Linked DNA regions of Homo sapiens: region 2 is linked to region 1. A link is an interaction called in ENCODE POLR2A ChIA-PET data of the cell type or tissue named here. Cell type or tissue: IMR-90. All regions are shown on one strand.

Region 1 (8,000 bases):
GCCAGGCAGAGACGCTCCTCACTTCCTAGACGGGGTGGCGGCCGGGCAGAGGCTGCACTGTTGGCACTTTGGGAGACCAAGGCAGGCGGCTGGGAGGTGGAGGTTGTAGCAAGCCGAGATCACGCCACTGCAGTCCAGCCTGGGCAACATTGAGCACTGAGTGAGCGAGACTCTGTCTGCAATCCCGGCACCTCGGGAGGCCGAGGCTGGCAGATCACTCGCGGTCAGGAGCTGGAGACCAGCCCGGCCAACACGGCGAAACCCCGTCTCCACCAGAAAATACGAAAACCAGTCAGGCGTGGCGGCGCACACCTGCAATCGCAGGCACTCGGCAGGCTGAGGCAGGAGAATCAGGCAGGGAGGTTGCAGTGAGCCGAGATGGCGGCAAGCAGTCCAGCCTCGGATCAGCATCAGAGGGAGGCTGTGTGGAGGGGGAGGGGGAGGAGGAGGGGGAGGGGGAGGAGGAGGGGGAGGAGGAGGGGGAGGGGGAGGAGGAGGGGGAGGGGGAGGGGGAGGGGGAGGGAGAGGGAGAGTTTTTTTTTTTTTTATTTGAGACAGAATCTAACTTTGTCACCCAGGCTGGAGTGCAGTGGTGTGATTTCCGCTCACTGCAACCTCCGCCTCCCAGGTTAAAGTGGTTCTCCTGCCTCAGCCTCCCGAGTAGCTGGGATTACAGGCATGTGCCACCATGCTCAGCTAATTTTTGTATTTTTAGTAGAGATGGGGTTTCACCATGTTGGTCAGGCTGGTCTCGAACTCCTGACCTCAGGTCATCCACCCTCCTTGGCCTCCCAAAGTGCTGAGATACAGGCATGAGCCACCGCACCCAGCCAATGTGATACTTTTTAAGAAACATACAGGAAATTAATTTCCTTTGGCTGTGTTCTCTTGTCTTTCCCAGAAAAATTTAATTGTTCTGTTAGAGCCAAAGAGTAGGCTCTTTTACTTCAAGATCTAGCAATCAAATCTAGCACTATAGTAGTCTGTTTACCCCCAGGGTTGTGTATGTGTGAAGGAATAAAATGTAGTTAGTATTGTGTTTTTTTCTTTTTTTTTTTAAGTGATTAAGTAAATACATTGATTAACTCAGTTTGACACACTTTCTCATGGTGATTACAGTTTTCATTTTTTTTTATCCATAGGAGATATCAAGACCTCTAGTAGAAGCCTAAAACCGTGATATTTCTGAACTCTTCTATATGCGTTTTTTTTTTTTCCTGTACATACATAACCCAGGAGAAAGTTTAATTTATAAATTGGGCTAGTAAGAGAATAACAACAATAATTAATTAGAAAAAAGAACAATTATAAAAATATACTGTCATGGAAATTATGTGAATGTGGTCTCTCTCTCAAAATATCTTAATATTTTTGGACCACAGTTGACCATAGCTAACTGAAATTGCTGAAACTGCAGATAAGGGTGGACTGCTGTACTCATTTTATTTTTATTTCTAGGGTAAAAATCATGGTAAGAAACTCCGAAATTACTATGCAGCAAATAGCTGTCCTCCTCCTGCTAGAATGAGCAATGTGGTCGAGCCTGCAGCTACTCCAGTTGTTCCAGTCCCTCCGCAGGTGAGACATGTGTGTCAGGGTGAAGCAGCATTAGGGTGGAAGCTGTAATATGCACAAATGGTTATAGATGACATTTGTCGTCCATGTGTCCATTAGGGTACAGTTGGGAAAATAATCCTGAAAGATGCTGCTTGGTACTTTTAACTCCTTGAACTACAGTGCTGGATTTAATGCAGGCTATTGTTACGTGAGTCTTTATACATTTCTTAAAATTCTGGGCTAAATAGGCCAGGTGCGGTCACTCATGCCTGTAATCCCAGCACTTTGGGAGGCCGAGACGGGCGAATCACGAGGTCAAGAGATCGAGACCATCATGGCTAACACGGTGAAACCCTGTCCCAATTAAAAATACAGAAAATTAGCCAGGCGTGGTGGCGGGCACCTGTAGTCCCAGCTGCTCGGGAGGCTGAGGCAGGAGAAAGGTGCGAACCCGGGAGGCGGAGCTTGCAGTGAGCTGAGATTGCACCACTGCACTCCAGCCTGGGCAACAGTGCGAGACTCCATCTCAAAAAAAAAAAAAAAAAAGAAATTCTGGGCTAAATGATCCTGAATGTCTAGGCTAACCCCAAAATGAAAAGAGAGATTTTCAAACATGTGTTCCTTTATTGCAGTTCATCCCATTTATTTCAGATTTTGCCTTCCAGTTGCAAAATTAGGTGTTTGAGATTGCTTATTACTTACCTCTATTCAGAGAGCCTGTGTAAACATGTTTTGAACCTTGCTATCATGAAACAGACTTGAAAACCAAGTTCTTCTGCTCTTTGGAAGATAGAACAGGTGCTTTAGGCAAGATATTCCTGTACCTTAGTAGCCTCTGAAACATGGAGTCTACTCTTAATCTGTCTTTGAAGTGTTATATGTCCATAAAAACAATACAGTGGTCATAAATAATAATAGTTATAATAGAGTACATATCGTGCCAGGCACTGTGCTGAGCATGTTTCATACGTTGTTTCAGTCAGGGCTGGGACTATGGTGAGGTGATGGATGCACTAAACTTGGGCATAAAATTTAAGAAGGAGCCAAAAAACTCAGTAATAAAGATAGATATTTAATACAATATTTTAGAAATGTAAAATTGATTTAAAATAGTGGTGAACAAAACATTAAAAACTTAAAATAAGTATTACTGATTTTCCTTTTGCCCCAGGCTGCAATATGACTTGGTGTGGCAGTGTTGTTACTGATTCTGAATGTAAAATTTTGGTATTTTATTCATCCTTAATTTTTTGCATTAAATTTAATTTTTTAAGCTGGGTGTGGTGGTGTGTGCCTGTAGTCTCAGGTACTTGGGAGGGTGAGGCACAAGAATCACTTGAACCCGGGAGGTGGAGGTTGCAGTGAGCCAAGATTGTGCCACTGCATTCCAGTCTGGGTGACAGAGCGAGACTATCTCAAAAAAATAAAAAGAAAATGTAATTAAAAAAATTCCATGAAAGTATTATTAATCTTGATTGCTGAGTTTTTTTTGATGCTCCATTAAATTCTGAGCCCAAGGCAAGTGTCTCACTTGCTTCATTTTAGTCCCAGGCCCTGACGTCATTTAATGCTTGCAGCGACTTAGAGGTATTGGCCATATTACTCAAATTGGTGTCCATAGGTCAGCAGTTTCAGCCTCACTGAAGTTTATTAGAAGCTTAGATGAGCTAAGTAACTTTCCATGGTGTTACAGGTTTTGTAAAGTGGTGGAGCAAGAATTTCTTTCTTTTTTTTTTTTTTTGAGATGGAGTTTTGCTCTTGTTGCCCAGGCTGGAGTGCAATGGTGTGCTGGGCTCACTGCAACCTCCGCCTCCTGGGTTTCAAGCAATTCTCTTGCCTCAGCCTCCTGAGTAGCTGGGATTACAGGTGCCTGCCACCATGCCCAGCTAATTTTTGTTATTTTAGTAGAGACAGGGTTTTGTCATGTTGGCCAGGCTGGTCTTGAACTCCTGACCTCAGGTGATCCACCTGCCTCGGCCTCCCAAAGTGCTGGGACTACAGGCATGAGCCACCGTGTCCAGCCCAAGAATTTCTTTTGATCTTAGACCTTTGCTTTTAACCAGTTTGTATCATTTTACTTTTCTGAGTGTTAGTTTTTAGTATTTAAAAGTGTGGGTAGCAATTCTGGCTGTTCTTCCTTCTCATGGATTTGTGGGGAAAATGAGATATATAAAAAACCAAATCAGAGAACAAGAAGATACCCAGAGAGATCTTCAAGCTGCATAGTTTTCCTGTCACTGGTTTCTGAAGGCTGCTCTAGAATTGAATAGCTACCCCCAGTGGGGGCTGTTTTCAGTGGGCTCCACCCTCCCGGGCAGGCAGCCTAAGCCTTTCTTCAGAGCATACCCCAGAAAAAACTTCCCTTCCAAGTGAAATGATGCTGTTTTCTGCAACTGTTGCTGATATATGTGGTTTCCAGAATCTTTATCATGTACTATATTATTCTCTTCTGGCCAAAACCTAGTGTGTCATTTTTTTTGTTAACCTAATACTTACTGAATGCCTACTATCTTCTGGGCAATCTGTTAGGCTCTCTTTAACATGTTATTCCACAACCTGACTACAGTTGTCTGGATTTGCTACTTATTTTTAATTTTTTTCCGGATTATATCTGTAGCTAGTTTGTAGACTCTTTGTGGACAGGGGCTCTTTTTAAAAAAATATATGACTATGTATCCCTCCTGGACTAGACAGCAACCCTGATAAAGAGTTAACAGTCACTAAATGCTTATCGATGGATTCTGCAGACTTTACTGTTTCCCGTAATGTGATTTTAGGCCTTACCTATTTTACCCATGACTTACTGTCCTAAATCTAAGGTTTTTAAACTCTTAAAAAATGTCTTCAGTGGCGACAGCAACTAGCCATTCACTAATTTGGTACCTAAGTGATTATAATGCAAAACCATGATTAAGTATCTCCCAGCCTTTTTGTTTTCCTGGATTGAATTATTTTCTTGATGAAGCTTAATGCTTGTGGTCATGCCATATCCTTTGGTTGTTTTTCAGCTCTTAGAAAGACCTTTGAGGAGAAGGAGGAAACTCTGTATTTTTTTTAACTTTGTTTCTTCTTGTGTCTTTGATGTCAGATGGGCTCCTTTAAGCCAGGAGGCCGAGTGATCCTGGCCACGGAGAATGATTACTGTAAGCTCTGTGATGCCTCCTTCAGTTCCCCAGCTGTGGCTCAGGCTCACTATCAAGGGAAGAATCATGCCAAGAGGCTGCGGCTGGCGGAAGCTCAGAGTAACTCATTCTCGTAGGTATTGCCATTTTCTCTGAGGCCAAAGTGTTATGTGAGATTGACTGTCTTTAAAGAAAAAGAGTAGAAAGGGATTCTTGTTTAGAAGACTCACTCTTTTTTAAACTTCTTTTCTCCAGGGAATCCTCAGAGCTGGGTCAACGGCGGGCCAGGAAAGAAGGGAATGAGTTTAAGATGATGCCTAACAGGAGAAATATGTATACAGTACAGAATAATTCAGGTATCTTGTCTGTTTCCACATACCTTGGGTACATTCTGTACCTAGTCTCCTTTGTTTTTATTTCTTTTAATGATAATAGATAGCCCTGAGAATTTGGAGTTAGTCAGTGTTTTATTGAATTAGTCTAGTGGCGGCCTTTCAGGCTGGTGTGTATTTCAGGTCTCATTTATTTACTTTATTGTTGTAAATAATATATTATTTATTTTGGTTTTACACTATAGTCTGTGTTTTAGGATCTCTTATCTTTGTCCCCTTATGTTTGTTTATATTTCCAGCTGAGAAATGTAAAAGACATGATAAAAATGGGCTACTTGGTTTAAAGTTGTACCATGTTAAAGAAAAGATTCTAAAGCAGTGTTTTTTAACCAGGCTAGTGAAACAGAATTACCCAAGGAGCTTTTACAAAATGCCTGAACCATGACTTAGAGATTTTCAATGAATAAATTTGGAGTAGGACCCAGACATATGTGTGTTTTGAAAATGCTTGCTTGATGCTTCTGATATACACATTTAGTTCACAAACACTGATTTATAGGAATAAATTCTGCATTTTCTGATTGTCTTCAGTAGGGAGAGTGGGCTGAGTAGTCCCTCACCCTCCCCTCTACTTCAGCCTCTGATTCATGCACATGCCAGCAGAGGTCATTTACTTGAACAGTGAAACAAATAGAAAACAGAGCTAACTGAAAAGCCAGAGAAGCCTACTAAAAAAAGGACATATAGAAAGCACAATTCAGGCCAGGCTCCTGTGGCTCGTGCGTGTAATCCCAGCACTTTGGGAGGCTGAGGTAGGTGGATCACCTGAGGTCAGGAGTTCGAGACCAGCCTGGCCAACACGGTGAAACCCCGTGTCTACTGAAAATACAAAATTAGCTGGGCATGGTGGCATACGCCTGTAATCCCAGCTACTTGGGAGGCTGAGGCAGGAGAATCGCTTGAACCTGGGAGGTGGAGGCTACAGTGAGCTGAGATTACACCACTGCATTCCAGTCTGGGTGACAGAGCAAGACTCTGTCTCAAAAAAAAAAAAAAAAAAAAAAAAAGCACAATTCATTATGATTAAGAAAAGTCTAAACATATATTAATAATTGTAATAAATGTAAAATTACCAAAGTCCAAAAAATGTTAAATTGGATGAAAGAAATCCATCTGAAATGAAAGAAGCTGGGATAGCTGTATTAATATCAGAAAAATAAATTTTAGGATAGATTATGTTCTCTGACCAGAGTACAATGAAATGAGATGTCAACAACAAAAATAGAAAAGCAAACAAAATTTCCATTTGTTTTCCAATTTAAAAACACTTCTAAATAACTCATGGTTCAAAGAAACAATTATACTGGAAATTAAAAATTCCTACAGTGAAACAGTAATGAAAATATATTAACACTTGTAGGATGCAGTGAAAGCAGTATTTTGAGAAAAGTATTACCTATATATTATTATAGTGGAAGTGAAAAGCATAAAGTTAACGAACTAAGCGTCCAGCTTATGAGGTCAGTAATGTAAAAAGAAGAAAATGAAATGATCAGTAATGTCACCAACACTTTTGCAGATTTCATTCTAGTCTCTTCATATGTATGACTTCTTTAAAATAGAAATGGGATCCTAGTTTGGGATATTCATAGTTTACTTAATAGCGTAAGAGTTTTCTATAGCATTATTATATTTAGCAATGGCATAGTTTTCCATTGCATTCATTACCATACTTTCTTTAATCCTATTTTTGAATCTCTTCTTCCCCCTAAATTTTTGCTTTTATAATCACTGCTGAGATAAACATATTGCTATTAAATCTCAGTGTGAAAATTCTTAGTATTTTCTTAGGATAATTCTTACAAGTAGAATTTTTGGATTAAAGGGTTAGCATAAGCATAAGACTTCTGATATAATGCTTGGAAATTAAAGTATTTTTAAAAGCGTATTCACTTTTTTAGAGACACAGCCATTTGGAATTTGGGTTTGGCTCTACAGCAATTTTTCTGACAATGGTTGGAGGAATCATTTTATCTTTTTAGATCGAACCTGTGTAAAATTGTAATTTTAAAAATCCATTAACTTCACATTCACTTAAAGCTAAGAATCTGTGAATTTTATAATTTGAACTTAGAATTACAAATTACAGTGATAATTGGTCAGGTTGTCATTCACTTAATGAATATTTTGAATATATTATTTTTATCTCTTGCTTTAGCAGGTCCTTACTTCAATCCCCGCTCTCGGCAGAGAATTCCACGTGATCTGGCCATGTGTGTTACTCCAAGTGGCCAGTTTTACTGCTCAATGTGTAATGTTGGAGCTGGCGAAGAGATGGAATTCCGGCAGCATTTAGAGAGCAAGCAACATAAGAGCAAGGTGTCTGAACAGCGGTACAGGAATGAGATGGAGAATCTGGGATATGTATAGTGATTATCATATTAAGATAGAGCAGCTTTTCCTGCCTGTTGTTTGCCTTTTGTCAACTTGCCCTGCTTTGTGGTCTTTTTGATATGAGTACATTCCTCTGCTTAATGTTAATACATGTAACCCACAGTGGTACCATGAGATGTCAAAACCTGGGGGCCCGGGGGCGGGGCGGGGGGAGGTGGGTGTGAAGAACGTGCTTCTTAGGTCATAACGCTTTTGCAGGGTCAATGGTGTTGAGCCGCTCATAGCATGTGACCTACCTACCCCATCAGAAATAACTTTTTATCTTGCTCAAGTTCTGGTCAACTAGTAGCCTGACGGCTTAGAACTTTGACTATTTAAAAGTTTCATTTTCTTTTGCAATTTTAGTTTTATGTACTGTTAAAGAATTGTACTGAATTCTTTTTAGATCACAGTAAAAATAGGTTGGCAGAGATTTCAGTTTCCCAGGGCTTAACCAGAACCGCCACCTCAATGCATTGTCAGTAGAATACATTATTAGAAACTGTTAAGGTCTTTCCCGGGACATTTTTTTCTGCCATTTTCTTTTGCAATTGTA
Region 2 (8,000 bases), 1.9 Mb after region 1:
TAAGTCAACAGTGTCTTTCTATGCTGTAAGCCTTATCTAAAATTAATACTTCGTTTACTTTAGATAAAATGCTCTGAAATACATTTTTGGAAGCAAAGCTTTTTGTTTGGAGACAAAACACAAACCTTACAGCCATTTATTTTATTACAAGAAGTAAATATATTTAGTTTATGTAGTACACAAAGGAGGTGATAGTTTTTACACTAATAATGTGATTGATCATGTACTTCTTGAGTTTCTTGTTAATGATGGAAGATCCACCTTTATTGGTCACCTTCTGGAAGTGGTGTTAAAGTTACTGGTATATAACCAGGTTCTCTCAAGCATTTTCAAAGTAACAATCCACTGGTGAGTTTTTCCTTCCCAGTGTGATTTATTTGTTCAGTAATTCAGTGTCTACTGCATTTTATTTTCAAATATGTTTATATCTATTTCTCTATATCTAGACACTAACATTTTATCAGCATATATATCTTAAGAATCATGTATGTTCAAGGCATTATTCTTAGTTCTGTTAGGGAACAGCAAGATGATTAAATCAGTCCTGGGTCTCTAGAAATTTGATCAGAGAGGTATGATAGAAGAATAAGGCACTATGCGGTTGTGGAAAGGGAGATATGTTAAGCTGGGGCTCATTTCTCTCTCTGGATGGTGGGGTGGATAATTAATGGAGGAAGCTGATTGGGCCTGATCTTTGGAGGAGGGATAGGAAGATTTGTGAGCAGAACCGTAGTCAGAAGGACATTTCTGGTAAGGAATGAGGAATGTCAGGGCAGCCAAAGAGTGCAGATAACACTGCACACAGTGATCTGCTGTGGTGAGAGTAGAGAATGTTGAGTAAAAGTAGAAATGCAGATAGACGGGACACACATGTTTTGGACTTGAATTCCTTTAATACAAATAGTTTCAATAGTTTCAATATACATTGTCAGACTATCTTAAATGCACCTTAAGTTTTGTAATTCCTTTGTAAAGTATATCACTATATCTTTTAAAATTCAGATGTTTATTTTAATTACGTGGTGTGCTTTATAAATGCATTGCATGATGGCTAGGACATAGGTAAATGAGTTGACTAGGAAAACATCTAAGAAATAAAAAAATATGGTCCTGCGTATGTTTCTAGAAATTTTCCAGATTAATTTGCAGGTGCAGTTGGTATACCATTTTTCACATATTTATTCACCCTTCAAATCCTAGAATCAAATACTTTTTAACCATGTCATCAACTATTAAATCACTATTGTGGTCTTTCTCCTTAACGACTTGTAGTATTAATAGGAAAAGTTAAATGAATGAATGAAGACAAAGGTAGAGAAAAGGTAATTAGTGAAAACTGAGATTAGATACATCTATGAGGGTGATGAGAGACTCACTGATGACCGAAAAGTTAGAAAAAGAAACTGGAAGAATGATCTGATTTAGCATTCTATAAAGGTAGATGTATGTAAGTTTGTGTGTTATATGTGTACCATATCTTATTAGTTTCTATGTTCATTTATTTATGTTCATTTCAAAGTAAAAAAAAAAATTCTAATGGTTAATACAGGGGTTCAAATTTGTACCCTCATTTGGTTCTAGTATAAGAGAGTCATGTAGAACATATTGTACATAATGCTATTTGGAGGAAAAAGTGGAGGTTCCGCAAAGCACCGGTGATACATTCATTCATTCGTTCTGTTTCCTGGAATTGCTATTATTTCAGCTTAGTATTGTAAGTTTATTTGTCTTAGTCCATTTTCTGTTGTTATAACAGAATACCATAGACTGGGTAATTTATGAATAAAATAAATTGATTTCTTATAGTTCCAGAGGCTAGAAAGTCCAGGCTTGAGGGGCCGCCTGTGGGAAGGGCCTTCTTACTGCTTTATAACATGTTGGAGGGCATCACATGGCAAGAAGGCAAGAGCGAGTCAGCTCAGGTCCCTTTTGCTCTTCTTATAAAGTGGCCAGTCCCATCATGGGGGCTACACCCTGATGACTTTATCTTAATACTAATTCCTCTCAAAGGCCCCACCTCCAAATGTCATCAACATATGAATTTGGGGATTAAGTCTCCAACACATGAAATTTGAGGGACACAATTAAAACACAGCATGTATTCACTTGTGTTTAATTACATAGATTTGTAGATTTTATTACCCAGTTTTAACCAAGCCTCACCAAAACAGGCTCATGACTTAATCTTGCAAAAAAAAAAAATTGCATCTAAAACCAAAATAGTTAAGAAACAAGCCAATGGCGGAGCCAGTACTTAAACTACAAGAGTGAACTCTTCACTTGCTATGATCTAATCATTTAACAAATGTCTGAAAAAAAAATAGCGATTGTCATGGCTGGGCATGGTGGCTCACGCCTGTAATCCCAGCAGTTTGGGAGGCTGAGGCGGGCAGATCACCCGAGGTTGGGAGTTCGGGACCAGCCTGACCAACATGGAGAGACCCCCGTCTCTACTAAAAAATACAGAATTAGCCAGGTGTAGTGGCGCGTGCCGGTAGTCCCAGTTACTCGGGAGGCTGAGGCAGGAGAATCACTTGAGCCTGGGAGGTGGAGGTTGTGGTGAGCTGAGGTCGCGCCATTGCACTCCAGCCTGGGCAACAGCGAGACTCCGTCTCAAAGAAAAAAAAAACCAAAGAAAAAGAAAATAGCAGAGCCAATACTTAAACTACAAGAACGAACTCTTCACTTGCTATTATCTAATCATTTTATAGATGTCTGAAAAAAATTAGGGATTATCAAGAAAGATGTTTGAAATGTAGATTATTTGGCCCAGCACAGTGGCTCACCCCTGTAATCCCAGCACTTTGGGAGTTGGAGACGTGTGGATCACTTGAGGTCAGGAGTTCGAGACCAGTCTGGCCAACATAGTGAAACCCCGTCTCTACTAAAAATACCAAAATTGGCCAGGCGTGGTGGCTTGTACCTGTAGTGCCAGCTACTCAGGAGGCTGAGACCAGGAGAACCACTTGAACTCAGGAGGTGGAGGTTGCAGTGAGCTGAGATTGTGCCATGGCACTTCAGCCTGGGTGACAGAGTGAGACTCCGTCTCAAAAAAAAAAAAAGTACATTATTCACTGTTGGTGTTGATGAGCTTTGCTCTACAATTAAGTTGTACCTTTAGATACTAGTTAATGATGTAAAACTATCATTAAGACATTAAGAATGTAGAATGTTATGAACAAAAATATTATAGCACTGTAAATAAATAATTTATCTATCTTTTACTTATGTTGGGAGTTTTTCTTGTTTGTTTGAGACAGAGTCTCTATCACACAGACTGAAATGCAGTGGCATGGCCATCTCAGCTCACTGCAACCTCTGCCTCCCAGGCTCAAGTGACCCTCGTGCCCCAGGCTCCCGAGTAGCTAGGACCACAGCCATGCGCCACCATGCCTGGCTGATTTTTTGTATATTTGGTAGTGATGGGATTTCACCATGCTGCCCAGGCTGGTCTCGAACTCCTGAGCTCAAGCGGCCCGCCTCGGCTTCCCGAAGTGCTGGGATTACAGGCATGAGTCTCTGTGCCTGACTTCTTGTATGTGTTTTAAAATACACATTATTTAGTAGTACATGTTAATTATTTATAAATAAATTGAATGCATGTATGCCAAAAAGTTTTGTGACAAAAATGCTCCATTGATTTTTAGATAACAAGTAGCCCTATATAACTTTAGCTCAAAAAGTGACAAAAACTTTATACTGAAATAATTGACATTCATAACAAATGACCTTGAGGTAAACAGAGCCTAGTGGTATCTAGTCATGATGTGTAAAGAACATTTCCTCAGTCTGTGCTAGAAAGGACCTACCGAGTAGCTCATAAGTGCCTCTAGGCAACAAACCTTGGGGGCTCACGCCCACGCCCTGTTTTGAAGCACCAGGGATTGGTGGGATAGTGTATGTGGCATAATCATCATTTACTTAGTTATCTTCTTACTTCACCTAATTGGTGTAGGAGCTAAACCTCCCATATATAGTAGTAAACTCCTTTCTGTGGTGTCAGCTTGATTTTACTCTTTAGAAAACTGTACTCCGTGGTGGAAACTGTACTGGTCAGTGTTCCAACTAAGAGTCTCCTCTGACATGGTATGTGAAGTATAACTTTTTTGTTGTTGTTGTTGTTGAGACAAAGTCTCGCTGTTGTACCCCAGGCTGGAGTGCAGTGGTGCGGTCTCGGCTCACTGCAACCTCTGCCTCCTGGGTTCAAGGGATTCTCTTGCCTCAGCCTCCCAAGTAGCTGGGATTACAGGTGCCCGCCACCACGCCCAGCTGATTTTTGTATTTTTAGTAGAGACAGGGTGTCTCCATGTTGGCCAGGCTGATCTCGAATTCCTGACCTCAGGTGATCCGCCTGCTTCGGCCTCCCAAAGTGCTGGGATTACAGGCGTGAGCCACCGCGCCTGGCTGCAAAGTTTAACTTTTATATTTACACAAACGGTTTGTGGAATATAAGGTGCCCTGACTTAGCAATTGAGAAAACTGGATAAGCCCTATAAAGTTTAAAGAGAACAGAGTTAATAAGTTTTGATTGAAATTGTTTCTAAACCAATGATATATTTCTCTTTATTATTAAACAATATAGAATGCAAGTTTATGCCATTCTTGGTGGCCCATGATTATAGATTATGAACATACTAATTGGACCGTAATGCAATAATATTTACATGAGTTGAGTTGCCTGGTGGTGAGACCACTTGTGTGCAGATGAATCTCTTTGAGTCTCATTTTGTTCACTGTGCCAACCTCTTATGAACGTTCTAAAGACTTGCCAAGTATTAAGCACTCAAAAGTTGCTGCTGTTGTTTATGATAACAATTACTTGGGGGAGAAAGAAATTCACTGGTGGGGACCTTAAAGAATATTTCAAACATGTAACATTTGGTATGGAAAATCTTTTAAACTGAATTTGTTTTAGGGCACATTGAATACTTTACTTTCCTTTTCCTCAGCATCAACAACAGCAACTTGTGATTGGCGGTGACCGGATATTCAGTTGCACATCCCCACATCAATGCACTGCCAATGGTAAGACTCTCCAACTCCCAATGTCAGTGTTTCTTATTCTCTTGTTTTTAGAATCTTTTGAGAATTTTGAAAGTTTCTCACAATTTGACAAAATACATGTGTTCCCAAGCTAAGTAAGTGTTTTTTTTTTAAATTTTTTATTCTTTTTAAATATATGTAGTTTAAAGTATTTAAAAATAACTTTTGAATATTTTGTAAAGGAAAAATTGCTACTTTTGAAAATTTCTATTTTCTTTTCTTTTTATGTTTTTTTGAGACGGAGTTTCGTTCTTGTTGGCCAGGCTGGAGTGCAATGGCGTGATCTCCGCTCACTGCAACCTCCTCCGCCTCCCAGGTTAAAGCGATTGTCCTGCCTCAGCCACCCAGGTAGCTGGGATTACAGGCATGCGCCACCACGCCCAGCTAATTTTTTGTATTTTTAGTAAGAGACAGGATTTCACCATGTTGGCCAGGCTGGTCTCGAACCCCTGACCGCAGGTGATCCGCCCACCTGAGCTTCCCAAAGTGCTGGGATTACAGGTGTGAGCCACCGCATCCAGCTGAGGATTTCTGTGTTCTGTAGTTTTAAAAACGTCTTAGCTACGGTCATCAGGATGAAAAATATTGTTATATCGTGATGGTCTTGTGTTTTGTCAAATGAACTAAATTTTGTGAATAGTATTTTCTTGTTAAAAATGCAACAGTGGCATTTTGCTCTTCTATTTTTGTCCATAATTTCACTGAAATAGATTGTTTTTGTGTATTGCATTTATCCTAATATTTTTTAGTTATGTGCATTTAAATGGCTAGGATTCTACCTGTTATAATTAATCATTTTAAGGAGAGTCATTCTTATCTACTTAAAAAGATTTTTAAGAAGCCTTTCACTGTAGAATATAAATGGCAATCATGTGATATAGCAGAAAGACTAGTGGACTCTGTGGGAGCTGGCATTTGCTTTATTTCCTGAATATACTATGAATCTTTGACTTTTGGCAGTACTCTTATAAAACTTAGGTGATGGAATTGGACTTTCTAAGGTTTATTCTAGCTGTATGTCAAGTGCTTATCATTGTTAACTGGAAGTCAGAGTGATTCTCTCTTAAAAAAAATTTCTTACCGAAATAATATTGTTGTGTATTTTGGGGATAAATAAATAGAAGATAAATGAATTTTTACTTTTTTAAAGAATCAAATAATAACATCTTACATTTATAAATATTTTCTGTAGTTCATTACCAACAATTTTAGTTTTACTAAATTAGGGAGGCATAAAAACTGATTGAGGTTTATAGAATTTGGTGGGAAATGATGTATCAGTCTGAAAGAAAAACTATTAAAAGTTAAGAACCAGAATAAGTGGTTAAGATATTTGTGAAAATATTCCCAGAAATAATTCCTATTAGAGATGGATTTTTTTCAGTATGTTGATAGGAGGATTTTCTCTGTTTAAACTCTTCTGAATTCCTATTGGGGAAAAAAGGTTGACCTCCTCCTTTTCCTGTTCTCCTCCTCTGCATCCTGCTCACCCTCTTCCCTTTCCTCTCCTCCTCTCTCCTTTCTCTTTTCTCTCTCGGGTTGATAGGAGATGTTGAAGAAAATAAGATGTCCCCACCCCCCAAGCCAAGCTTTACCTAGCACAAAGGATGGCATGGTTTTTGTTAATTTATAAAGCACTTGCTGGGGTCTTTAGATTGCTCTGGCAACTCATTAACCACTAGATCTGCTGTTTCCCAGGGAGTACTAGAGTTTCTCATGAAAGAAACAGATTCATGGTAAATCAACTTTGGTATTTGGAGTATCTGCTCTTGGCTTTTTGTTCACATGAAGTTTTTGTTCAAATGAAGTTCACATTTGAAACCTGTTACTCTTCTTTGTTGTCGGATCCTTAGTATTTGTGGCACGTCTCCCTTGGCAGTCAAACCAGTTGGGTATCTGAGATACAGGTGTCATGAAGCTACCTATCTCTTACAAATGCCTATCCTTAAGTGAAAAATTTTTATGTGTTACTCATATAGACTGTTTTTATAACCGCTCATAGACTATATTTTAAATTAGATCATCCCAAACATGTTTGTCAGTTTTGTTGAAAATCTCTGAAATCATTTTAATGTCATGATCACAGAAATTTAAGTGTGTGTGTGTGTGTGTATGTATGTATGTTAGTGTGTGTTAGAGATGAAGGAGACCAAGATTACAGCAAACTTGCTTACAGTCTAGCTAAGGACACTGAAGCCATTTCTATATATTTGCACAGATGTGCTAGTAAATTTGTAGGTATTGGTTCAAAATGGTATGGTTTTCCCATGACCCTCAGAAATGCAATAATAATCTGGGTTGAACCTGTGCTGTGTAGTATGTCATATTTATTTTCTCTGAAAATGCCAGAGTGCTTAGTGGGATTATATACAGTTACCTCTACTACCTCCCTACCTACCCTCAACAGTGTTTTTTTCTCTTAAAATTTAAAAGGTTGGTATATAGTAGTTGTACTTATTTTAGGGTACATGTGATATTTTGATACTTGTATAAATATAAAATGATCAAGTTAGGATAAGTGGGATATCCATCTCCTCAAACATTTTTCTTCCCCTTACTGAACATTGTTCTTGTTAAAATAATATGAGGGATTCATAACATCCTTTTTTGCCTTCACTCTTCTTTTACCTAGACACAAGTAATTTTAAATCTAATTGCACTTTACGGCAGGGTGCAGTGCCTCATGCCTATAATCCCAGCACTTTGGGGAGGCCGAGGCAGGCGGATCACTTGTGAGATCAGGAATTCGAGACCAGCCTGGCCAACATGGTGAAACCCCATCTCTACTAAAAATACAAAAATTAGCCAGGCGTGGTGGCGCACACCTGTAATCTCAGCTACTTGGGAGGCTGAGGCAAGAGAATCCCTTGAACCTGGGAGGCAGAGGTTGCAGTAAGCCACTGCACTCCAGTCTGGGTGACAAGTGAGACACCATCTCAAAAAAAAAAAAAATCTAA

The links. ChIA-PET counts read pairs that join two places held together with the same protein. Peaks named below come from ENCODE experiments on the same cell type or tissue, not always from the same donor. Only the 100,000 strongest peaks of a DNase experiment are listed, where the experiment ranks them.
Region 2: POLR2A ChIA-PET joins it to region 1 with 10 read pairs; 2 of 35 experiments call an interaction of 5 or more read pairs at or near these places.

The regions. Positions count from the first base shown.
Region 1 is chr3:179,024,458-179,032,457 of GRCh38, reverse strand. ZMAT3 (zinc finger matrin-type 3) reads left to right here. Exons shown (of 6, transcript NM_022470.4): 3 at 1,459-1,578; 4 at 4,646-4,812; 5 at 4,935-5,035; 6 at 7,230-8,000. The coding sequence ends at 7,441. Among named protein-coding and RNA genes, the nearest start is that of ZMAT3, 43 kb to the left of the region's middle. In IMR-90, a CTCF peak has its summit at 4,684; DNase peaks (open chromatin) are centred at 4,767 and 5,657; H3K27ac peaks cover 952 bases.
Region 2 is chr3:177,095,491-177,103,490 of GRCh38, reverse strand. It overlaps TBL1XR1 (TBL1X/Y related 1), which reads left to right. Exons shown (of 16, transcript NM_024665.7): 2 at 4,950-5,025. Among named protein-coding and RNA genes, the nearest start is that of TBL1XR1-AS1, 62 kb to the right of the region's middle. In IMR-90, no CTCF peak of the experiment used is centred here; no DNase peak of the experiment used is centred here.